Linked DNA regions of Mus musculus: all the other regions are linked to region 2. A link is a loop called in an ENCODE intact Hi-C map of the cell type or tissue named here. Cell type or tissue: heart. All regions are shown on one strand.

Region 1 (8,000 bases), 73 kb after region 2:
ATAGCAACCAGAGTCTATTTAGGAAAAAGGCCCCTCTGTTGGGCCAAGGAGGCAGCCACTGAGCAGTGCTAAACAAGGAGCTGATTAGAGGGGCAGGGTGCAAGGGGCAGGATATAAGGGCTGGTTGAAGCCTGGAGGTTAGTGGCCCCTGTTATCAAAGTACCCTCTAGGGAGCCCATGTGAGCAGACATTCAACTCTAAGGTTTGTGGGTAGCAACCAAGGGGTTAGGATACTGTCAGATATAACCATCTCGTCTTCCCTGGCCACAGGCTTCAACGGGCACCTGTGCCAGTATGATGTGGATGAGTGTGCCAGCACACCATGCAAGAACGGTGCCAAGTGCCTGGATGGGCCCAACACCTATACCTGCGTGTGTACAGAAGGTACAAGAGGCAGTGCAAGATCTGGGGGAGGGAACTCTTGAGGCTAGATAGTGCTGAGAAGGGGACAGGAAACTGGGGAGGCCTTAGTTTGGGGCCATATAATCTGAGAGTCAGAAACTTAACTCCGCTTGGACTCCAGGCAGGAGTGATGAGAACATCCCTGGGTATGTGATACCCCACATCCATCGATGACCAGGCAGTGATCCTGGGCCTGCTCGGTGGTTTGCCAAGGTGTGGCCAACTAAGTGTTGAGGGAGTAACTGGCCCTGAAGCTCACTAATGTCCACCTTTCCTGCCATCTAGGTTACACAGGGACCCACTGCGAAGTGGACATTGACGAGTGTGACCCTGACCCCTGCCACTATGGTTCCTGTAAGGATGGTGTGGCCACCTTTACCTGCCTGTGCCAGCCAGGCTACACAGGCCATCACTGTGAGACCAACATCAATGAGTGCCACAGCCAACCGTGCCGCCATGGGGGCACCTGCCAGGACCGTGACAACTCCTACCTCTGCTTATGCCTCAAGGGAACCACAGGTGACTGGCCGGAGCTGGCAGTGGGTGGAAAAGGGTGAGGCCAGGCTTGGAAGCTGACCACATGTCATGCTGCCCCTAGGGCCCAACTGTGAGATCAACCTGGATGACTGCGCCAGCAACCCCTGTGACTCTGGCACCTGTCTGGACAAGATTGATGGCTACGAATGTGCCTGTGAACCAGGCTACACAGGTGAGTGGCTGAAGGCAGAGGTCAGGGTCATCCCTAGAGTCTGGGAGGGACTGTGGGGCTAGCCAGGGTCCAAGGGCTGGATGTCACAAGCTGGGTGTCAACTACCCAGATCTTGATCTGCCAACCAGTAGAGGTATCTATCATAAAGACTGGGTGGCCTCCATATGCCTCCTTTCCCCTGTCAGTGTCAGCCCTGGCCATGCCAGACTTAAAGCCCCAGTAGCCTGAAGTGGGGTGGCCAGAGCTCCGAGGCCAGGCTTTTGGATATGTGTTTAGATCTGATAAAATCCTTAGTTTCTCTGAGCACCGAGGACATTGTCCACCAGAGGATAGAAGAGGATGGGTGGTCTCAGGCTGAGGTAAAGCTGGGCTGCAGAGTGACTCAGTTGGTAAGGTGTTGACCTAGCATGTGTAAACCCTGGGTTCAGTCCTCCTGCCATGTTAACCAGATGCAGTGGCATGCATACGTTGTAACCCTAGCACTCTGACATTGGAAGCGAGAGGATCAGAAGTTTAGGTCATTCTCAGCTACATGTGAGTTTGTGGCCAGACTGGATCACATGAGGCTCAGAAGCTACTGGCACTACGGTCATGTAACTCATCGCTACATAAGGCACTTTACTATCGCTCAAAGTTTCATAGATTAGCACAAGGGGAAACTTAGACCCAGCTAGGTCTAGCTCTAGGAGGGGTAGGCTCTGGGTGGCAGGCTTGGAATCTGAGCCCCTTCCCACCCACAGGAAGCATGTGTAACGTCAACATTGACGAATGTGCGGGCAGCCCCTGCCACAACGGGGGCACTTGTGAGGATGGCATCGCGGGCTTCACTTGCCGCTGCCCCGAGGGCTACCATGACCCCACGTGCCTGTCCGAGGTCAACGAGTGCAACAGTAACCCCTGCATCCACGGAGCTTGCCGGGATGGCCTCAATGGGTATGGCAGACTGACCTGGGAGGGACTAGCTGTAGCCTTGGGCAGACACAGGCTGGGTGAATGGGTGCTCCTGTGAGACCAGTGATCTGAGGTCAGCCCCTAGTGTCTTCCCAGCATCCCTGGGCTGTATCCTCATTGGCTAGCATCAGCTCAGGATATAGACTCTAAGCACACTGTGGCTGCTGAAACAGTTGTCTGATACTGTGGTGACAGCAGCCCTTTGTCAGTGTGTGGGGGACGAGGAGATTACTAAGGTCTCCGTTAAAACTATTAAAGTTTTATACAGAGGGTCAGCATTGTCAAGGTGGCATTGTTCCAGTCTGGAACCCTTGCACGGTCTTGGGCCAGGTGGGTACCTCCAGCCCAGTGGATGATGTGGCCTTGTCCTCAGACTGGAACTGTAGTTTAGCAGGAGAGCTCTGAGCCCAGGCTACAGCTCAGGCCTCTCCGTAGGTACAAGTGTGACTGTGCCCCTGGGTGGAGTGGAACAAACTGTGACATCAACAACAACGAGTGTGAGTCCAACCCTTGTGTCAACGGTGGCACCTGCAAGGACATGACCAGTGGCTACGTATGCACCTGCCGAGAAGGCTTCAGTGGTAAGTGTGGCGGGTGACACAGCAGAATGGGTCCTCCCTTTGGTCTCTTTCTCGGTCCACCTGATGAGCTAGCATTTCTCAGGCAGAGATCCTAGTTCTCTTGAGGAAAGGCATAGGGCAGAGGCTCTGGCCCACCTCCTCTTGCTCAACTTCCTTACAGGCCCTAATTGCCAGACCAACATCAACGAATGTGCCTCCAACCCCTGCCTGAACCAGGGGACCTGCATTGATGATGTCGCTGGATACAAGTGCAACTGTCCTCTGCCATATACAGGTACGAACAGCCAGGGACTGGAATTGGCTCTGGTGGTAGCTAGTGGAGCTAAGAGTATATGGGCTTACCAGGCACTGAAGAAGGTTCTGTTCCTCGCTGAGGGTCTTAGGTCCTCAGACTGGAACTGTAGTTAAGCAGGAAGGCTCTGAGCCCAGGCTACAGCCCAGGCCTCCTGGGCCTGGGGATAGTCACCAGATGGGCAAACACAGAGGATGCCTAGGAGGAAGCTCCAGGCCGTGTGTCCGGGTGTTTATCTGGTATGTCTGGAGTGAGGTGAGCACTGGACTCCTCCAGAGAAAGTCTGGGAGGCTGACTGGTAGGTACTGCATGGATCAGGGTCCACTTTGCCTGTGCCTCTGGGGGCCCTGGCTGCCCTCCTCTGCTGGCTGGGCCTGGGATTCCTTTGATGGCAGCTTCTTTGTGTGAGGAGACAAGGAGCCCTCTGTTAGATGAACAGAGGCAGCTCCTGCCATGGGCACTGCCTGAGGAATGGCGAGAAATAGACCCCCTGCAGGAGAGATGTGCATTGAACATGAAAGCCGTGACCACATGGCCCCCAACCCTGCAGCTCCAAATACTGCCACAGAGTACTGGTGGCTTCATGCTGCTGCTGCTAGGTTCTGGACATAGCAAGTGGGTCTGTGAAGGTGGAGGCCCTTCCAGTGTTCCTATGATGCCTGGCAGGATGCTGTTTTCTTTGACAAAGTTAAAGGGCCTGGATTTTGTCTCCTGTGTTGGTCAGTGAGGAAACTGTCAGCAGCCAGGCACACCCCATGTTCCTTTTGGTCTTGCTGCTATCGGGGCTAGCGGGAGGAGTCAAGCCGCGCTGACCAGCTTCCTGCTTCCCTTTGCACAATTGTCGGAAACTCTGTCAAAGTTCCTGTCTGCCCAGGTCACCGTGGAAACCGATAGAGAGAGAGGCCCTGGAGAGTCTCACCAGTGGGCTGGGGACATGGTGGGAGACAAGGAAGATAAGGTTTCCTTGCTTAGCTCCTGGAGCCAACCATGGCCATAAACAGGAAAGCTAACTGGGATTGCAAGGAGAGTCACCTGGGTTACTCGTGGCTCCCCCAAGCGGTTATCAGATTTCACTGCCCTAGTGTGAGGCTGCACCCCATGTTCCCCAAGTAGGATATGCTTGGGGTAGCCACAGTAGCTCTGTCTCAGGAGTGAGCCTGCTGTGACCTAAAGCTTCAGAATCAGCTCAAGGATTTTCCTGGAATGGGGAGCAGGCCAGGTTCCTCCAGGCTCAACCACCTGTTATAGTAGGGTCTTGTTTTGAGGTTTTCTGGTTGGGCAAGGCCCAGGCTTCATCGTGGAGCATTTGGGAGATGAGAGATGGCTTCCGGGACTACATAGATGGCTCATGGAGAAAGAGTGCTTGTGGAAACATGAAGCCTGTTTCATGAAAACAGGGTACCTCTAAATGCCCATAACCCCAACATTTGGGAGCAGAGACATCTTGAGAGCTCTCTGGCTGGCCAGCCTAGCTAAGATGGCAAAGCGTCTGATTCAGTGAGACTCTGTCTCAAAGGAATAAGATGCGGGGTTGGTAGAGGACACCTGATATCCGTCTCTCCTTCTGCATACACTCTTACACACCTGCATGCAATATACTATGCTCGTTAAAAAAAAAAAAAAAAAGTGACTTAAGAGAGAAACTTGATTCTGCTTTATCTCTAACCTCCTGTCAGTAATCGTCATTCCTCCCGGGATCAGAGTCTGGCTGGCCAATCATACAGCATCTCCTATACCTACCCCCCGCCCCCCTTTATGGAAGACCCTATGGGCCAGGCTCACTGGGTTCTATCTTCTACAAATCTTTCTTTCTAGGAGCCACGTGTGAGGTGGTGTTGGCCCCATGTGCTACCAGCCCCTGCAAAAACAGCGGGGTATGCAAGGAGTCTGAAGACTATGAGAGTTTTTCCTGTGTCTGTCCCACAGGCTGGCAAGGTGAGGCTTGCCTGGTCCCACCAGGCTGGGACAAGGATGGTGGATGGGAAGTCAGGGGCCCTGGCCAGCCTGTGGGGCAGTCTCGAGAAAGGAGCCCATCAATGCTGAGCTACCTGCTCTGGGAAGCTCTGGGAAGCTCTGGGAGCAGGAGATGGTCCTTCCCATTCCAACTCCATATCCTTCTGTTGCCCAGAGGTCAGGGGAGAAGCACTGGAGATAAACAGACCAGCTAGGACAGAGGCTCAGAGGGTGGGGGCAGGTAACCAAATGAGTTTTTGTCTTCACAGGTCAAACCTGCGAGGTTGACATCAATGAGTGTGTGAAAAGCCCATGTCGCCATGGGGCCTCCTGCCAGAACACCAATGGCAGCTACCGCTGCCTCTGCCAGGCCGGCTATACAGGTCGCAACTGTGAGAGTGACATCGATGACTGCCGCCCCAGTAAGTGGTACCCAGCTCTGTCCATCCTATGTTTCGGTGCCTCTGTTCCTAAGCACACATGACAGGGAGCTGCTGAGAGTCTGAGGTGGAAAATAGCCCTGGTGCCCGGCAGTCATGAAGGACTGTGGATAGCTGTGCCCTCAGCTTAGTCCACTTGCCTGTGCCTTAAAAAGAGACAGGCCAGAGGCTAGACAGGCCAGGAGGAGGCTGTTGAGCATCAGTGTGTGCTTCTCACGGGCTTTGCTGCTAGATTTCCCAGCCCAATTGAGTGATATGGAGCAGAGGCACCAGGCACTTCAAAATGATGGCATGGGGCCTAGTTGTATTCAACCTTGACACTCGGCCCTTGTCAGGACCCATTGAGTTGTGTAGGGCTTTAGAGATGCCCTGCATCCTGAGTCAAAGCTAAAGGCAGAGAGAGATTGAGGGAGGTTCTGCCTGGCACCATCAGTGTGTGTGTAGGGGAATGGGCTTCCCTATGACTGCCTTGGGCCTGAGGGAAAAAGTGTATGCGGAGCAGATTCCAGGCTCAGTGCTGGGATGGGCCCCTGTTGACTACTGTCATCAAGGCTTGCTGTGAGCACTTGCCACCCCATACCACCTTCTCAGCATCAGGTCCCCGAAGCATGGCCAGTGGCCACCTAAGGCTCATCTTTCTGTCCCTCCAGACCCGTGTCACAATGGGGGTTCCTGCACCGATGGCATCAACACAGCCTTCTGCGACTGCCTGCCCGGCTTCCAGGGTGCCTTCTGTGAGGAGGACATCAATGAATGTGCCAGCAATCCCTGCCAAAATGGTGCCAATTGCACTGACTGTGTGGACAGCTACACATGTACCTGCCCCGTGGGCTTCAATGGCATCCACTGCGAGAACAACACACCTGACTGTACTGAGAGGTGGGTCCCAGCCTCAGCTGAGACAGGGAAAGAAATGGACTGTGGAAGACACAAAGTCTTGACAGCATGGCATCTCAAGCTGGTGTCTTGCCCAGACCCAGTGGGCATACAGCACTAATTGAACTGAATCCAGCGTTGTTCATTATGTTGCAGTATCCCTCCTAAAGGGGCCTTTGTGACCTCCAGTGACTTAGAACAAGGAAGTTTGTGCAGAGGAATTGGGGAACTAGCCTCCTATCAAACAAGAGCTTTGTAATCTGTCTTAGTTCCCCTTTTGCCCTGGTTGCCAGGAAGCTTAGAGTTAAATCAATCTCAAGCCTGGTTTGTGATGCGCTTCCTATAGTGTTCCTATTTTGCCCTTGATTTTGTTTTTCTCAACCACCACGTGTCTATATGCTATAAAATCTCTGCTCGTGATTTGGGTATTGTGGCCAGGTAGGCATGGAGTTGTCTCTCCTGGCAAGGACCTTAGGGAACTCCTCACTCTTCCCTGCTTCTCATCTGCCTCTAGCTCCTGCTTCAATGGTGGTACCTGTGTGGATGGTATCAACTCCTTCACCTGTCTGTGTCCACCTGGCTTCACGGGCAGCTACTGTCAGTATGATGTCAATGAGTGTGATTCACGGCCCTGTCTGCACGGTGGTACCTGCCAAGACAGCTATGGTACTTATAAGTGTACCTGCCCACAGGGCTACACTGGTCTCAACTGCCAGGTGAGCTGAGGTTACAGGGTATGACCCAGAAGGCCTAGGGCTCTCCAGTGCCCATTGCCCAGCCCTGGGCCACACTACCTTCAGAGGGCCAGGGACACAGAAGCAGAGAGGCTCCCTGGTGTCATCATTGGTTGATGAGCCAGAATGAACCCACATCCTCTGGGAAAATGCCAAGTTGGGTGCTTCTGAGGGAGACAGGTGGGCATGGGTGCCAGCCAGGCTCTTCTGTGGAGTGCATTATGTGGCCATCTGTCTGAAGCAGCCTGGGGCAGTGCTCACTTCTGGTGGAGGATGTCCAAGGGGAGGTAGCCAGTGGGTTGTGGAGAGCCTTGAAAGAGAGCAAGGAAGACGTGGAGCCCAGGCCTATGTTGTTCGGAGGGCGGGCAGTGTTTGTGAGTCCTGTGCCTGGGATTTCTTAGGTGATATTCTTTCTGAGATGGTGGGGGTGGGGGTGGGGAAGTCAGAGCATAAAATGCCTTATTCCAGTGGCGCTCAGCCTGTGGGTCATGACCCCAATAGGGGTCATATATCAGATATCCTGCATATTTTTGCTACATGACAGTAGCAAAATTACAGTTATGAAGAAGCAATGAAATAATTTTATGGTTGGAGGTCACCACAACACGAGGAACTATATTAAAAGACTGCAGCATTAGGAAGGCTGAGAACTGCTGTGCTTCTCAGAGCCAGCCAGGACCAGGGCAGGAGGGTGCCCTAGCAGTCAGAGTTGGTCAGGGAGAAGCTAACCAGCGCCTGTCTCCTCAGAACCTTGTGCGCTGGTGCGACTCGGCTCCCTGCAAGAATGGTGGCAGGTGCTGGCAGACCAACACGCAGTACCACTGTGAGTGCCGCAGCGGCTGGACTGGCGTCAACTGCGACGTGCTCAGTGTGTCCTGTGAGGTGGCTGCACAGAAGCGAGGTAACCAACCGGCCGGGCCCACCTGTCCTTGCTCAGGCTCAGCTTAGGCCAGGAGTGCCCCGGTGCCTGCCAGGTCAGGTGACAATGGGCAGTAGTCCCGAGAGCTCAGCCCAGGCCTCAGCTCCTTCCCGTCTTGTCCCCACAGGCATTGACGTCACTCT
Region 2 (8,000 bases):
TGCTCACACACAGGCTGAGAAGTACCATGTCCAGGTATCTGATGGGGTCTTCGGGCAGAGGACCGAGGCAGCAGGACCCCGTGGTTATTCTGAGGGCCCTGGTTATTTGGGGTCTGGGCACAGAACATTCTTTCCCAGGCAGCTGAGGCATGCAGTGCCCACCACTCTCTCAGGGATCTGCAACCCAGGGACATGTCTCCACAGGGTCTCTGGGCTGATACCCCCTCCCCCGTGGGAGAGGAGCCTGGGAGCCCGAGGCAGGCAGCAGGTTGGGGCCTGAAAGTGACGAGGGTTTCCGCCACAGCCTTCTTATGATGTTGCAAGAGAAGCAAGAAGGCTGGCTGCGGGCACTGGGTGGGACCGAGGCAGGTGGGGGTGACTGAAAGGCTCTGGTGTGGGAAGAGGGGCTCTGTGGAATCCCAGAGAGCCCCAGTTTCTCTGACACCCCCCACATAGGGAGACAAATCCTCGTCTGCTCCTGGGAAGCCTTCGCCAGTGTCCCTTTGGTAATGTTGGGGTAAGCAAGTGTCTCTCTCCTGGTCTCCAGTCGTGAATCATGTCTGACCTGTGAAGAGATTTCAGAGCCAGGACCCTGGTGGAGGAGTATGGCCAGGAACACTGCAGGCAAGCTCTTAGAAACTGGCTGGCTGTCCCTCCATCCCATTTCCCCCTTTACAGAGAGCAACTATCAGGGCCTGCAGTGGTGTGGCCACAGGATGAGAGGAGGAGGACCCAGTGTAATCCACACAAATATACCCGCAAGACCAGGGTATGTCACCTCCCTTTTCCTGGCCTCGATTTCCCTCAAAGAGCCACTATGGCTGAATCAGTCCCTATAGACCTCTGACATTCCCTGGCCTGGAGCCACAGACCCTGACCATGTCTGTGAGATCTCCCTCCTTGGCCCTGTGACAAGTTCCCAGCATCTGCTCCAGCTATAAACAATTATCTCTGGCAGGGCAAGGCAGCCCCAGATAATGCTGCCCGGAGGACAGGGGGAACTCACGCTCCTCCCCATGCCAGCCTGGCTTGCTGAGGTCATGCACATAGGCTCTGATAGTGGTGGCCAGGGTGGAGCCATGGCTCTGTTCTGTGTTTAATCAGGGACACCATAATAATCAACTGCCCCTTCCCCTTCCCTCCCCTGAACTTTCATGGTTGTCCCTCAGGACACTGTTACTCCTGGAGGCAATTGGCACTTGGGCACCTACCTGCCTTGTGGAACCTCTGTGAAGGATGGGCAGGGGTCCCACAAAACATCTTCTGTTTATTATTGCTGTTACTCCATGGTCAACACAATCCAGACATCCCCCTCCCCCCCATAGGCACAGGGCAGGGGTAACTCCTCACGACTTATCTTGCTAGTCTGGGAAGATGCTGAGCTCAGTGATTGCTCTTGCTCCAGGCTTGCTAGGCTACTACGGCTCTTCCTTCACAGCCTAGCTCAGGGGCTTGCCTGACACCTTTCCTGCCTGCTCTACCCAGGGTGCTCCAGTGCTCACCCTGCTTCAGTTCCCACAGGGGCTTCTGAGAGTAGGATTTAGACAGACCATCATTCAGAGCAGAGTTTGGCTCTGACCCAAGGGCCAAGCCTCCAGCTTTGTTCTGAGAGACACCAAGGACTCAGCCTTGTTTGGCAGGGAAGACAGAGTCTACATATGTAGTGAGGAGTGTGGTCTTGTTCCGCAGGCTCACACAGGTGGCACAGAAGCCACAACAAGGGTAGGTGTAGAGTTGAGAGTGGCAAGCCTGTGGGATAGAATCCCCTGCCCAGTTCAGCCTGCAGGATAGAAACCCTGACTGTGGCTTGGTGGAGACACACTGGCCATCCATCGGGTTCCTCCTGATGACCTGCAGCTGCCCCTTGCGTGCAGCCGCGGGCAGCCAGCTTTCCGGGCCCATTCATTGCACAAGCTCATGGGTCGTCTACACAAACATTCCTCTTGCACCAGAACTCACGCCGGCTTCCTCTTTGCTCTGCTGAGGCCTTAGCCAAGGGCGAACATAGGCCCAGTGGCTGTGATCCTGCCCTACCAGGGAGCTCATGTGCTTAGTAAATCATTGAAGCTTCAGGCTTTGTGAGATGGGTTCAGCCCCTCTTGCCTACAGGTTCATCCGTCCACATTAGAAACCACCAGGGCAGATAGGGCCAACTCTGCTTCCCATCACACAGAGGGTTGCCTAGCCTCGGAAAACCCCGGAAATAGTCCTCTGCCTTTGGGAAGGCCTTCTGGATGGCAACCCTCCCCACAGAGGTGCTTGTCTCCTCAGGTGACAGGCACCTGTCTGCCTCCCTAACTTCTTACATGCTGTATACATTTGGCACTCCCTAAGTGTTTATTGATTGTCTCGTCTGATTAACACTTCCTTTACCTAAGTGTCTGCTCTCTACCTAGACAGCTGTTTCTGTCCTGCCATTGAAAGCTTCTCTTTTACCACACAGTCAGATCTGTCTGTCCTAAGACAGCGGAGCTGAGAAGAGCTAGGACAGTCTGGCAGAGCCCAGAATCTTTGTTCTTGCCTAATGCTATGGCCCCTGTGTCCAGGGCCTATGTGTCCAGCTGCCTACCCCAGTAGCAAGCAGCCTGGCCCTGCCATGGAGGTTGGAACATAACTCAGAACCTGATCCCAATGCCAAAGGGACTCCAGTGGGGTCTCCCTCATGCTGGCCACGTAACAGAGTACTAGCCTGGTTTGTTTCTCTCTCTCTCTCTCTCTCTCTCTCTCTCTCTCTCTCTGTGTGTGTGTGTGTGTGTGTATGTGTGTGTGTGTTGTGGGTTTTACTTTATTTTGTTTTGTTCTGTTCTGTTAGGTAATTTCTTCCCAGGATGAAGAAACAGGAGATGAAGTGAGAGACTGGTCCATGGTTGGGTACCCATTGGGACAGGTTCTGTTGAGCAGGGGTCAACCATAACCCTGTCAACAAGGCCCCATTCTGCTGAGTGTTCTCTTCAGGGAGTTGGCCTCAGGGCCACCTGTATACTTCAGAGGATGTGCAGGAGGCAAAGGCACTGTGTGGGCCAGCCTGCACACCTACACTTGTCACCCAAGCCAAGTCTGTCGACAGGTACTGCCTGCAGCATGCAGGACTGGCTTAGCCAAAGGCTTACAAGCAGTAGGTGCTGTTGATGTGGGGAAGCTGGCAAATGCAGAGGGAAGACATAAAGACAGGACATCCCTGTTGCCTGGCGGCCTGACTCTCAGGCCTTCTAGACATGTCTCACAGAACCTAACTGCCCTGCTTGCAGGCGGGAGCCTGCCAGCTTTTCTCCGTTTTTTTATTTCAGGACTTGTTGCTTGATTGTCTTTTCCACAAGAAAGTGAATCTCCACTCAGCCTCAACCCTCTTCCTCATGAACCCCCTGCGTCACCCAGTCCTGTAAGCCACCCCCTTTCTAGTCACCTGTGAGCTCCAGCAAGCGGGTGGGGCTGCCTAGGTGATGCTGGGCTGGGCCTGAGCAGGCCTGGGCAGAGGCTGGTTCATCTTCCTCCAGGTTTCGGCTGTTGGGGAGTTAATTGCCCCCGAAACGCAGGTTCTGTACACAGCTATGGCCTGACTCCTTGCACCTGTCAGAAGGTGCCCTGGCTCAGCCTCTGAGTCCCTAGGAGGAATCTGAGAACAGCTCTGTCCTGCAGCCTCCTCCCAATTGTGCCAAAATTGAGACACCTGCCCCCCACGCAGCTGCCAGGCAACTCACAAATTAGACTCAAGCCCAGAGAGTAAGAAGTTCCCTCAGGGTGGTCTGAGCCTCCTCTAGTACTCCCTTCTTGCTCATCCCCCCTGAACACTGAGACATAGCTGCCTTCACCAGGCCTTCTGTCATAGTCTGCCCCATAACCTACAGCACACCAGGCCTGAGCTGACCCTACATGGGCCTCGCAACAAAGACACAGAACATCCATGCAGCAGGCCTACGGCAGGATCTCCCAAAATGCTGGGCTGTTGCCACCCCATCCACTAATGTGTGTCTCAAGTACAGCCTGGGCGGGCACCGGCTCCACACCTGGCTGGGTTCCTCACACTAGAACCTAAGGAAGCCCAAACCCCTGGTCCTTCCTCACAAACCCACTGGCACGTGGTTCCCCTATGTCCTTTGTAGTCCTGAGGGGCTCTCAGTTACCCTCTCTGCCCCCCTCTTAAAACCCAGACACAGGGAGTTGATGGGTTCTCCAGACAAGACAGCATTCTGGCCATGCAGGAAGTCCTGTCCAGCCCCTAGCCAGATCCCACAGCCCAGGGCCTGGGAAGGCAGGTTGGAAGGGTGAGATCAGTAGAAAGTGCCTCCAGGTGGCTCTGCAGGCTGTGTGGACAGCTGCACGGCACTGTGGGAAGCCTTTAGAGGGAGGGAAGTGCCTCACAGTGATGCTGAGAGGATGGGGGAGGAAGCTCTGGGAGATGGCTCTGGAATGTGTGGCTCCCAGAGGCTTCAGAAAGATGTGAGAAAGGTTTTCCTATGGACAGAGGCAGCAAAGCCCCCCTGCATTCCGCAAACCATGTTCCCCTTCTGAGAGCACAGAGGTGGGGCATATGGAAGCATGCGAATAAGAGCTACTGTAGCGCCTAGACGGCAAGGGTGGCACTCTCACTCAGGCCTCTGGTGGCCGGCTGTGCACCTCAGCAGCAGTCTGGCCCTGCCATGGTGATTAGGGCATAGCTCAAAGTACATCCCCAAAGCAACTATGAGTAGGGATTTGTGGATGAGTCCCTGGGGGGCCAGGTAGAATCTATCCCTGAGCTAAGCTTGTGGGAAGCCTTCACCCTGTGTGTACCCCAGACTCCTGCCAGCCAGAGGGCTCTTCTAGTTCAGAGCTGAGCCCCTTCTTGAAATACATCGAAGCCCATCATGGTGAGTTCCTGGGGGATGAGCCAGGGACAGGCTTCAAGAGAGGTTCTTAGGAGCCAGAAAATGCTTTAAAAGTCAATCTAGATGGTCTCTCAAAGTCAGAAGAGGAGACGGAGTCCCATGGGGCAGCTGGAGAGAAATGTCCTTACTATGAGGACAGGGTGTAGCTGCCATCAGACCTTCTCTTTGGCCAGCAAGGTGCTTGCTCTGGGATCTTCTGGGTCTGTGCGCTCTGATATCCCAGAGGGACAGCTCCTGAGAACCTCCTAGATGCACAGTGATGCCTCAAAGCAGCCCTATGAGGTGAAGGTTCCATTCACCTAATGAGGCCTTCGTAGCTCAGGGAGGTTAGGCAGTTTACCCCAAGCCCCAAACTGATCAGTAACTGACTTCACAGCGCTGCTTCCCATACTCTGTTCACACCTTTGATCCCAGAAGGAAAGTGAAACAATACCACCTCAAACACAGTGAGGTATGCAGGATGGCTAGCCAAGGGGAGTGGCCTCCCCAGGAGGGGAGCGGCTAAAGGCTTTATGGTGGGACCAAATGAGTGTTTGGGGTCAGCTGGGACCTTGACCGCAGAGAAAAAGAGGCATCTGGGGAGCATGGGTCTTCTTAGCCAATGAAGACTGAGAGATCCATCAGGGACCGAGGGCCAGTTCTCTCCTGACTTGGATTGTGTACACCAGCTGAGAGACCTGAGACCCTGGGAGGAGGCTGATCCTGCGAGGGAGCACTCCCTGCTCAGGAGGAAACCCTCCAGAATTAGCCTCATCCCCAGTGGTTTTAGGGGTGGTGTTCTCTCAAAATTCTCGTGTTGAAGCCCCAACCCCCAGGGCTTCAATATGTGGCTTTTGGGGGGCATGAGAGAAATTCCTAGCCAAAATGGCTGGTGTCTTCCTTATAGGAAGAGACCAGGACACACCCGGAAGGATGGTCATACAAGAAACCAGGGAATAGATGGCATTTGCAAGCTTAGAAGGATATCTTTGGAAGGATCATTCCTGTGACCTGTAGGTTGGCCTGATGCTGCTTGTATTTTAATGCTAATAATGGCTGGATAGAAACCCCAAATTGGGATTAAAATTTTCTACAACAGTGACCCTCTGATCTCAGACTGCTTTCACTATATGTGGCATGAGAAATGGAGCCCAGGGTCTTGAGCAATCTAAATCACAGCCTCCACCTCAGACATCTGGCTATAAGGAACCTTGAGACCATAAGTTCACATTGTTTAAGCTGCCAGTCTGTGACTCTGTTACCATAGCCCAAGCAAAGTAATAGATCTGACCTGGGTCCCTTGTCCTCACCCCAGGGACATGGGCATGGATGGGTTAATGTCCCCCTAATGCCCAGGTCTGGGCTCATGGGTCAGACTCAACTTGTGTAGCTTCATCCTTCCCTGTGGTCTCTTTGACAATCACATCCCTAGTTGTAGTTGTTGGGAGTCTACTGGGCTTGTAGGGATTCAGAAATTGCCTTTCCTAGCCTTCTCTTGGCTTCTGAGACACAGTAAGTTTGAGAGTAGAAAGAAAGTCCCTGTAGGAGGCCCAACATCACAAATCCCATGGAACTATACCTACACTGTCCAACAATCTCTCAGGGAGACTCCTCAGCTGATCCTGAGACACTCTTTTTTGGGGATCTAAGTGTCCTACACCTCAACAGGAACAATGAAAACAGAGGTGGAAGTCCTTGGGTCATGGCTACTGACTGGCACCACTTGAAGCTGAGTACGGAAGGCGAGAGGCCAGTTCCAGAGCATGTGTTCAGTATTGGAGGTCCATGCTCATTCCTGGGTGTGGGAAGTTAGTCCCAGGGTCACATAGGCTGTTTGAGCAGTAATGGGAGTATGATTAGTTTTAGGATCATGTGGTTAGTTTGGGGTGCATTCAGTCAGTCCTGGGGGTGAGGTAAATGATCAATACTGATGTTTCAAAGGCACATGATGTCTGAGGTTATGTGGTCAGTCCTGGAAGACATGTAGTCACTGCTAAGATCATGTTGTCAGTCCTCATTGGGCAGTCCTAAGGGTGCACAGTCAGTCCTGGGGGACACACAGTCAGTTCAGGGGGCTGCATGAACAGCAGCGCACTCTGTGATCCTTAGGACACACAGTCAGCCAGTGGGGCTGAACAGTAGGTAGCTACCTTGGCTACTGGTGACTAAGATGCCAGTTTCTGGGAACTCCTGCCCCCATATCCTGATGACCCAAGGCTCAGTATGGGGTCAGCTACAGGAAGAAGTGTGACTGTGGCCAAGGCCAGTACTGAGTGGGAAAGGAAAGGAGCCCAGAAAAAGGACATTTCTCTGGGCCACCAAGCAATGGGTGGCCTAGCTGTCCTAGACCTCTCTGGCTCAGCATTCCTTCATTCTTGGACAGGGGTCAGAGGCCCGAATGTCACCCAGAGAGGGGACTGAGTGAGTCTCCTTCCTGAGTCTCTTCAAGGCCCTCATACTCAGGGTATGTGACAGGCCCTATGTATGGAGCTCACCGTGGGCACAGCCTTCCTACAGTCTGGGCAGTGTGAGGGTGGCACTCCTGGATCTCACCACTCAGAGGGTCTCTGCCTTGATGCTGGACACAGGCCACTTGTTAGCAGGGGTGGGATGCAGGGCAGTCTCCACCAGGCTTCCTGGGCCAGCGTCCAAATGCCTCTTGCTCTTCTGTTTCCTTCTGGGAAGATTGTGGGAGGGGAGGAGGCCTAGCAAGGTCAAAGTTGGGGCCTGGCCTGCTGAACACAGTGCAGCCAGCTGAAACCCTCCCTCTTCACCCTTGCTGTAGTACTGGAAAAAGCCACGAGAGAAGGGACAGTCCTCCCCCAGACCCACATAAACCTGCCATCCAGGTTGTGGACCCAGGGCAAGCATTTTAGTTTTTTTTAACTTTATTGTGAAATAATTCACCTGGCAAATTTACAGGCCAGCATACCCCCACAGATCCATCTATTCATAGCACCTCAAGAGGTATTGCTTGATGGGTCCCCTCCCGTGGACTTGTCTCTGAGACAGTGGCATAAACTGTGGCCTGCTATGTGGCTTCCACAGCTCTCTTGAGTTCCTTCAAGGTTCCTCTAGACCAGCAGCTGTTGGACCATCTTTCCTTATTGTGATTGATGCATCTGAGAGCTGAGTCACATCTGTGTATCTGTCATC
Region 3 (8,000 bases), 57 kb after region 2:
CAGGAAGAAAGCTGGGCGGCAGCCTGCTCCCTGAAGCAGGTTTTCCCACGGCCTAGAAGTGTGTGTGTGTGTGTGTGTGTGTGTGTGTGTGTGTGTGTGTGTGTGTACATGCATGGAAGGTGCGTGGGAAGGGGAGGAAGCAAGGTTGACAGTGGCTTTCCTCCACATGCTCCACCTTCATCTTTTGTGGTAGAGTCTCTCACTGACCCTCAAGCTGCCAATTCAGCTAGCCAGCCAGCCATTGGGCTTCAGAGATCCTTCTCCTGTCTTCTCTTCTGGAAGGCTGGGCTACATGCCAACATGTCAGAGTTTTACCTGGGTTCCTTCCAGAGGTTTGAACTCAGGTCCTTGTACTTACACAGCAGCTACTTTGCCTATTGAGTCAATATTTTGTGTGTGTTTGTGTAGGTGTGTTCATGTCTGTATACTTGTATACTGGGGTGTGTGTGGAGGCCAAAGGTCAACACTGGGTGTCTTCTTTTGCACCCCATCTTATATTTTATAACAGGGTGGCTCACAGAACCTGGCACTCACTGCTTCAGCTAGAGTGGCTGGCTAGCGAGTTCCAAGGGTCCTCCTATGTCCACCTCCGGCACTACGATGACAAATGTGTGTGCTGCCATTCCTGGCTCACGTGGGTGCTGAGGACTGACTCTAGGTCCTCTAGCTTGCTCAGCAGTCATTTTACCAGCGGAGCCAGTGTGCCAGTGTCCTTACTTTAAAAGTAGATTTGCAGATGGAGTTCTTGGTGCACAGCATCCCCTACTGTAGACCAGATCCCAGAGAGACCCGGGGAGGAAGCAGCTCACACTGGGATCTGACTTGCTCTCTCCAGGCTCCCAGGGCTATTGCTCTGCATGGGGAGGAATGTGGGTGGTAAAGGCTGGAAAGATTGCTCAGGTCTGAGTGGCAGCAGCTCCGCCTCCCACCATTTCCTCTCTGTTTCAGTTCTGAGTGAGCGGAAACAGCACAGTTACTGGAAATGAGAGGTTGGGGGGTTGGGGGGAATGGGGCTTCCAGTGTATGTGCCTGGTGGCTGGCGTAGGGGCAGATGCTGCCTTTGTGCCTGGCCCTCTGGTTCTTCTCGGCTCTGCTTGCTCATGGCTTCTAGAGGTTGATCCTTCGAGGTGGGGCTTTCCTTCCTTCCTTCCTCCTCTGAGGGTCAGACGAGGATGACCTCAGCTCTGTCTCAGGGCCCGATAGTGGAAACCAGGTGGGGCACTGATTTGTGGAACAGTGTTGTGACAGGTCAGGCCGTGACTGCATCCTAACTTCATGGCTCAGAGTCTGGCCTACTGGTCTGGTGAGATGGACTGGAACAGGTGTGGGGGCAGGTGGGTAGCCCCAGGTTTCTAAGAAGCCACAGTGAAGGCAGGATCCCCCTTCCTCACAGTATACTCATGCCTGGCCTCTGAGCCAGGCTTGTTTCCCCTCTAACCCCCTGTTCCAGTAGGCTGTGCCTAGTCAAAGCTCAGATAAAGGATACTTCCTTCCTCCAGAGCTGGGGCTGCAACTAGTCTCACACTTCCTCTTCCTACGACAGGACCCATATCCTTGGGGTGAATGGAGGATCCCATGGGGCCACTGTAGCTAAAGGTGCTGGCTGGCCTTACTGCTGGTATATGGGCTTCATTTGTCTTTGGGGGGGGGGGTCTCACTTTGAGAGCCATGTGTGTTACCATGAGGCTGCAGAAGGTGCCCGACTGACTTGGGCAGCTCAGACCTGATGGGGCGTGTCCTTTTCATTGTGCTCAGTCTCAGCTAAGGACTGGAGAGGGCACCAGGATGCCAGTGAAGTGATACTTGAAAAGAGGCCAAGCGTGGGACATCAGTGTCCACGGGGCAGAGGGGCCAGGACCTGCAAGCTTTGAGCTTGTCCTAGACCCACTGGCCTGGGACACCCTGGGTCCTATACAGCTCCCTCCCCAGAGTACCTCCTCTTCCCTGGACCCCTTCTAGAGCAGGGTACATTCAACTGGCTCTCCTTCTCATTTTTCCTGTGTCCTAAGGCAGAACAGAAGATTCTCATGGATGGCCAGTACACTGTGAGACAATTTGTGACCATTATTGGGATGGGGCCTTCCTATCTGCTGCAGTATGGGGACCTCCCAAGCAGGGGACTTCTTCCTTGTTGGAAGACATTTGGTTGAAGTGGGGGCTGCTGAGTTTTGAGGAGTGGGGTGACCTCTGGGGTCCCCCACCAAAGCTGCAGTCTGCACTTCAGCAAGTCATTCAAAGAATTCACTGAAAGCGGGTTTCCTAGGGGGCCCTGGAAGAATGCAGCCAAGATCTGTGTCACTTTGTCTGCCCAGCAGCCAGTGTGGCTCTGCCCCAGTGGGTAGCTGGACATAGGCTTCATCAGCACATCTTCAGTGCCACCAACTGGAAACGATAGCCACTGGGGTGGTGGCAGGTGACCAGCCGCTAGGAGGGTCTTGAGGGGTTTGGTGAAGCTGAGAGTTTTGAGGTTTCCCTTGCAGTCAGTGGCAGGGGCTTCCCAATTCTGGGTCCCTCACTAAGAACCCTGCCCCCTTCCTAGGAGTTTTGTTTCAGCCAAACTCCCCTATTGTGTGTGCCTTTGCCCTCCCGCGTCCCCTCCCCCCCCAACCCCGAGATCAGATAACCAAAGAGATGAGGCAGTTTGGGATACAGGAAACTTCTCACATTCCCAGGGAGCCTCTGCTACTCTGTCTTGCCTGTGACTGTTCTCTGAACCAAGGCTGTTCCACTGTGGGTGTCAGGAATTAAGCACTACAGAATCTGGAATGTATATGCAGAGCCTGCTAAGCCTCTGTCTTCCCATCTGTAAAATGGGCCTAGCCCACCTCCAGGACTGTAGTAAGAGTCTAGTGAGGTGAAGCTTCTGGCATCCAAGGGCCCAGTTTAGCCAGGTAGGAGCATGTCTTCTCTTTTGAACTTTGATGGGCGGGGGTGGGGGGGTGGGGTGGGGGGGAGCAGGGGGGACAGAGTCGTCTCTGGATAGCTCCCTCTCACCATCTTCACATTTATTTGGGGGAAGCAGCGATGGACAGGTGCTTTGTTGTAGATCTCAGTTTGGGGCCTCTGGCTTCATCTCTCTCTGGACAAAGCTTTTCCCTCTGCTTAGTGGGAGCAGCTTCAGGGCCAGGGCTAAGTTCCAGAGTGGCCTGCCGTTGTCCACTGTGGCTATTTCTAGCCTTCCTTGGTACTGCTGCACACACAGAGGTTTGTCCGCATGAGTCCCAGGGACCACTCAGAGTGGCTGGCAGGCATTGTGGAGTGGAATGTGGGAAGACACATTCCCAGCCTTGTTTGCAGCTTGGGACTGTCTGTGTTTTGGGATGATCAAGCAGGAAACTGTCCCTAGTGGAGGCAGGAGCTTAAGCAGGTGTTTTTCACACCCTAGCAGTGACCCCTGCTTCCTGGTGACCCTAGTTTGCTGGATGGTGCTTTCACCAATGGTGGAAGGGGCACACTGGGTGGAGTCTCCCACCCCTGCTCCCGTGGGTCACCACTTCCCACAGACCAACTTCAGGAAATTGTTTAATGCCACCCCCACCCCCAGGAGCCTTTTTGCCCCCCTCAGAGGGGCCTTCACCGGCAGCAGCCTGGAGGGGAGTATTGTTTTCCCTATAGTGGGAAAAGGTGGCTTCCCTAGAGGGCAGGTTCCAACTTCAACTGTCTCCCACACAAAGGGCTTCCCTGAGCCAGGCCAGGAAGCCTGCGCTTTTCCTGAGCTTCCTTTTTCAGCGTATTTTAAACCACCCAAGGATGCAACTGTGGGGAAAGATTTGAAGACAAAAGAGCTGAGTGTGCTGGGAGTGGTTCTTTGAGCTGGAAAGCTGGACACTGGCTTCAATCCTGGCCAGCCCTGCAGCCACCTGTCCACATGCTACACCTGCCCTAGTGTGACCCATGTTCCTCCTCTGACCACTGCTTTCCCAGTCTGACCAGCAGTTGATGTTTGGTCCAGGGGTGTCTACTTTCCACAGTGCTGGCTGTCTTCTCAGCTTCCTGCCGCTGTGGGAGCCAGGGTCCCTAAGGCTGGGAGGAGAATACAGTTCGGTTATTCCTGCCTGCCTTCCCTGCTGGCGCAGGTGAGGCACTGATGCTGGCTGTAAGCAGCAGTGTTGCTGTGCCCTCTAGGAACGATGCTGGCAGATACCCACGTGCTTGTGCACATCTATCCACAGTGAGGCAGGAAACTGGGTTGAAGAGGGCTATTCTCACCCAATGTTCTAAATGACCTTCAGGCAAGTGTTTGGATCCAGGCAGGTTTAGTAGGAGAGCGAGGCACTTGATGCTCTTTGCCTTGAGTTGTGTGGGGAAGAGCAGGGATGGAACTGTAGTCTGTAGGGGTCCCCTGTCTCTTGGGCTTGAATCAACTGTTCTGAACCAGGGAGGATACCAGGGAGTCACTCAGCCTGCTGTAAGCACCTTCCTTCATCGAGGCACCAGAATTTAGGGGGCTTGGGCTAGTCTCTGCTCAGGTTCCAGGGCCAAGGTCCCAGAACCTCTCTCCTGCCCCCCTCCCCAAGCCTTTGCCCTGGATGGGGCTGGGTTTGTTGACCCTGTGAAAATCCTACAAGGTGGGCTTTGAGTGAGAGGTAGCCCTGGTTTTGGACCCATTGTGTGAAGGTTGGGTGGCAGGCAGCAAGCTTTACTGTATTTTTACTGAAAAGAACAAAATCAGGCTGGGGTAGGGATCTGCATGGAACCATCCCTTGGGTACAAGAGAATGGTCACCACTTGTTGAGTGGGAGCTTGCAGAACAAGGGCTTCAGCTATACTTGGGTGGCTGCAGACACAGGTAGAGCAGACTAAAGAAGGCAAGGGGCTCCCTCCACCACCATCACTCTCAGTGGTGCTGGGGACCTGAGGTATGCAGTCATGCACTGAGCCACCCTCTGCCTCTGGGCCCTAGGAGCTCAGATGCCTCAGTGCAGGCCCCTGGTCCCAGAGAAGAATAAGCAAGAGCCTTGATGCTCAGATAGGGGCCTGTGGTGCCTCCAGTCCTCAGATGGGGGCTTTAACCTGTGCAATGAGTCCATTTCTTGAGGGAGGGACTGTACTTTTGTGACTCAAACCTAGCCATGCTCAGAGTGAGAGTCCCTCAGCACCTTGCATCTGCTGGTGCCTGCTGCAAGGGCCTCTCTTCAACATCCCCCCTCGAGACAGACAGGCAGGCAGACAGACAGGCACACTCACAGAGAGAGAGAGAGAGAGATCTTTCTTGCAAAACTGAGGTGCCAAACTGAGAGTTCCATCTCACCATGTAGCAGTTAAAGCAGTGGAGCTGGGAGGGTCCTACAAGACGTGTCCCTTCTGAAAGTGCTTTCTCTCACAAGGTCTTCTGGCCCCTGGGTTCTGGGAAGCCAATGAAGGGGCTCCAGTGTTGACAACCCACCCTACCCCCTCCTCACCCCAGCTATCTCAAGTTTAGTAAACCTACTCCTTTCCCCAGCCCTACTTGGCCATAAACCCACCAAGGGCAGGAGCTAAAGAACTCCCACTACAGTCCCTCTGCCCCCTCCTCATTTTGGGGTGGAAGGAGCTGTCATCTGTCCCCTGGAGGTGGCAGATGGCCATGTAGTTTAGAAAGGAAAACAGCACTTTAGAATTAGTCCCGGGTGAGAGGCCACAGCAACATCTGCCTCTGGATGCTTTGGGGAGTCACATTTCCATGGAGTGGCGCTGCCAGGGAGGTGGGAGTCAGCACAGTGGAAATGCTGAAGCCGCCAACAAAGCCCAGGCAGCAGTTGTGGGATGTCAGGCACAGGGGCCATTTGTACTCCTCTGAGTCTGCAGAAGCCACCCCTTCCTGGGGCCCCAGCCTGCCTGATACTTACCTGCAGCCAGCCACAGTGGGACAGGTCACACCCCAGGCAATGGAGTATGTGGTACAGAAGAGGCAAAGTGGAGAAGCAGGTGGCCTAAGGAGCCCTAAGAAGGAAGTAAGGGGAGGGCACACCTGCCGTGGCCGGGTTCCCACTGTGGAGGACGCCCGAGGAGAGCATTGCAGGTGGTTCTCATCTCGTTGATGGCTCGGGCTCTCATCCTAAGCAAGTCCCACCTTCCCATTCTGGGAAGGTTTTTCCCTACCTAGACAAGAGGTGACTCGGGAAGCAGAGGACATCCTGGGTCACTCGGGGAGGCTCTGGTTGGTGTTCGGGGACTGCCCAGTGAGTGGGGCTTCCCATGTAGGGCTTCCATGCCTCTATGTTGCTCACATCCACTGACACTGGGGGATTGTGGCCATGGCTGTAGCCCAGCTGTGGCCTAAATGTCCCTTCTTAGGGACATTTGAATGCTGTGTGGAGAGCACATGGCCAGGTGTTACAGAGGTCAGACAGGTAGGCGGTAGTCAGAGGAGAAGGGCTTTTGAGCTGTTGTCTGTCTGCCAGCCCCCTGTCCTAGACCTAGACCCTGCCACTTGGCTCCAGGCATCTGAGGGATGATCCCATCCAAGTGGCCCTGCTGGTCCTCCAGCTATGGAATGCTGGTGGTGGATGGTGGCCTCAGCCATGGTGGTGGACCCAACTAAGCAACATGCCTGCGCTATGGTGTCCCCAAGCCCAGGGTGGCAGTGGGGTGGACAATGGGCCTTCTCAGCCACCACATTCCCCCACGGAGGAGCGTCCCTGGCCACCAGCTTCCCAGCTCCTGCCCCACCCGCTGGTGTTGGCGTCTGGCCGCGCCCAGCAGGGGCAGCTGTCCCCTCCACAGATGCACCTGCTCCCTGCTGCCCTTTGTCCACGCTGCCGGCGCCTGATTTATTGGCCATATTTTCCCCCTTGCTGGTCCAGCGGAACACAGCAGTGTTGGCAAGTGTGCATCCCATCCAGGCGGGTTCCCCAGTCTCTCGCTGTGCTTCTTATTCAGGGTGCTGTAGGGAACACAGCCCATGGCCGGAGGGAAGAGGAATGTGAGCAAGCTTGGAGCCTTTGGTTACATTCAGTGTCTTTATCCTCAGAGACCTAGCGGGGGTTGCTTAAGGACTGGAGACCTAGCATCAGGCTTGCCCCATTTTTCCCTCCCAGGGAAATCTTCCCGCCTCTTGGAGCCTCAGTCTCACTGGCCTAGAGCTCCCCCACCCCCTTAGCCCGCAGGAATGGGTGGACGCAGCAGCTCCATTGGCTTTGAAGATGAAGCTCCCTCTGTCCCTTAACACTCCCTCCCCCGTGACTTCACCAATGGCTGGGAAAGAAAAAAAAAAACCTTTTCTCCAAGTGGGCTGAGGCCAACCCTGCTTGACAAAGAGGCATTGATCCAGAGAGGAGGGCTGCTTCTAGGGGCCAGCCTCAGCGGGCAGATCCCAGGCTCCCAGCAGCCTCTCCAGCAGGCTAGTAACTGGATCCATGAGTAGAAAGGCAAAGACTGCCTCCCAGCCTCCCCAAGGTAGATTCTACCAGAGCCTAGGTGCCCCCAGAGAAGCAGGTGTGGATCTCAGTGGCTGGCCACACTGGTGGGGAGGTGCCTTCCAAGGCTACCCCCCCATGCAGGAGGAGCCAGATGTCCCCCATCCCCACCCCACCCCCCACACCAAACACACTTCCCATGCTGGACAGGAACCATTGCAAAGGCTTGCGTTAACTCCCTGGGGAGTGGGGGTGTGATTTGTTTTCTTTAAGCCAGTTGGTTTGAGACTTTTGGCTTCTGGCAACAGATGGTCACCAGAGTGGCCATTTTGTGTCTTCCATACCCAAGCGGTAGACACAGATGAAAGGCTTCAGAGAGGACAGATGTCTCCCAGTACTTCTACTGAGATACCTGACCCCAGACCCCATGCTGCCTCCAGCAGCTCTTAGTGGGGAGGCCTCTCCTGGGGCCACTCTCACACGGGGTGGGGGGTGGGGTTGATTATAAATAGTTGTTTAGAAGCAAGTGGGGACTAACTGGTTGGCTGGAGGTAGGGATTGAGGCAAGTTACAGCCAAAGCTTGGGGTGCATGGCGGGGTGTGTGTGTGTGTATGTGTGTGTGTGTGTCAAGGGGCAGTCTGCATGCCAGTGAGCAGGCTCTG

Evidence for each region. Hi-C counts contacts between places; a loop is a spot of excess contacts. Peaks named below come from ENCODE experiments on the same cell type or tissue, not always from the same donor. Only the 100,000 strongest peaks of a DNase experiment are listed, where the experiment ranks them.
Region 1: it touches region 2 in a loop (2.9-fold over the local background); 6 of 42 quality-filtered maps call a loop at or near these places.
Region 3: a loop joins it to region 2, with 2.3 times the contacts of the local background. A loop is called at or near these places in 11 of 42 quality-filtered maps.

Annotation. Positions count from the first base shown.
Region 1 is chr2:26,470,991-26,478,990 of GRCm38, reverse strand. It overlaps Notch1 (notch 1), which reads left to right. Exons shown (of 34, transcript NM_008714.3): 10 at 271-384; 11 at 688-921; 12 at 1,001-1,111; 13 at 1,852-2,044; 14 at 2,498-2,643; 15 at 2,804-2,917; 16 at 4,751-4,870; 17 at 5,158-5,310; 18 at 5,979-6,207; 19 at 6,719-6,920; 20 at 7,686-7,839; 21 at 7,985-8,000. Among named protein-coding and RNA genes, the nearest start is that of Mir6996, 4.9 kb to the right of the region's middle. In heart, a CTCF peak has its summit at 3,999; DNase peaks (open chromatin) are centred at 2,770, 3,140, 3,780, 6,940 and 3 weaker places; H3K4me3 peaks cover 1,053 bases; H3K27ac peaks cover 4,302 bases.
Region 2 is chr2:26,543,951-26,551,950 of GRCm38, reverse strand. Gm36171 (a long non-coding RNA gene) reads left to right here. Exons shown (of 3, transcript XR_374174.1): 3 at 3,288-4,534. Among named protein-coding and RNA genes, the nearest start is that of Gm36171, 7.2 kb to the left of the region's middle. In heart, CTCF peaks have their summits at 4,286 (motif pointing right) and 7,456; DNase peaks (open chromatin) are centred at 938, 1,910, 4,270 and 7,440; H3K27ac peaks cover 3,004 bases.
Region 3 is chr2:26,486,591-26,494,590 of GRCm38, reverse strand. The region is part of intron 2 of Notch1 (notch 1); the gene reads left to right. Among named protein-coding and RNA genes, the nearest start is that of Notch1, 13 kb to the left of the region's middle. In heart, CTCF peaks have their summits at 3,365 and 6,688; DNase peaks (open chromatin) are centred at 1,240, 1,480, 3,650, 6,980 and 4 weaker places; H3K4me3 peaks cover 1,905 bases; H3K27ac peaks cover 5,919 bases; H3K27me3 peaks cover 553 bases.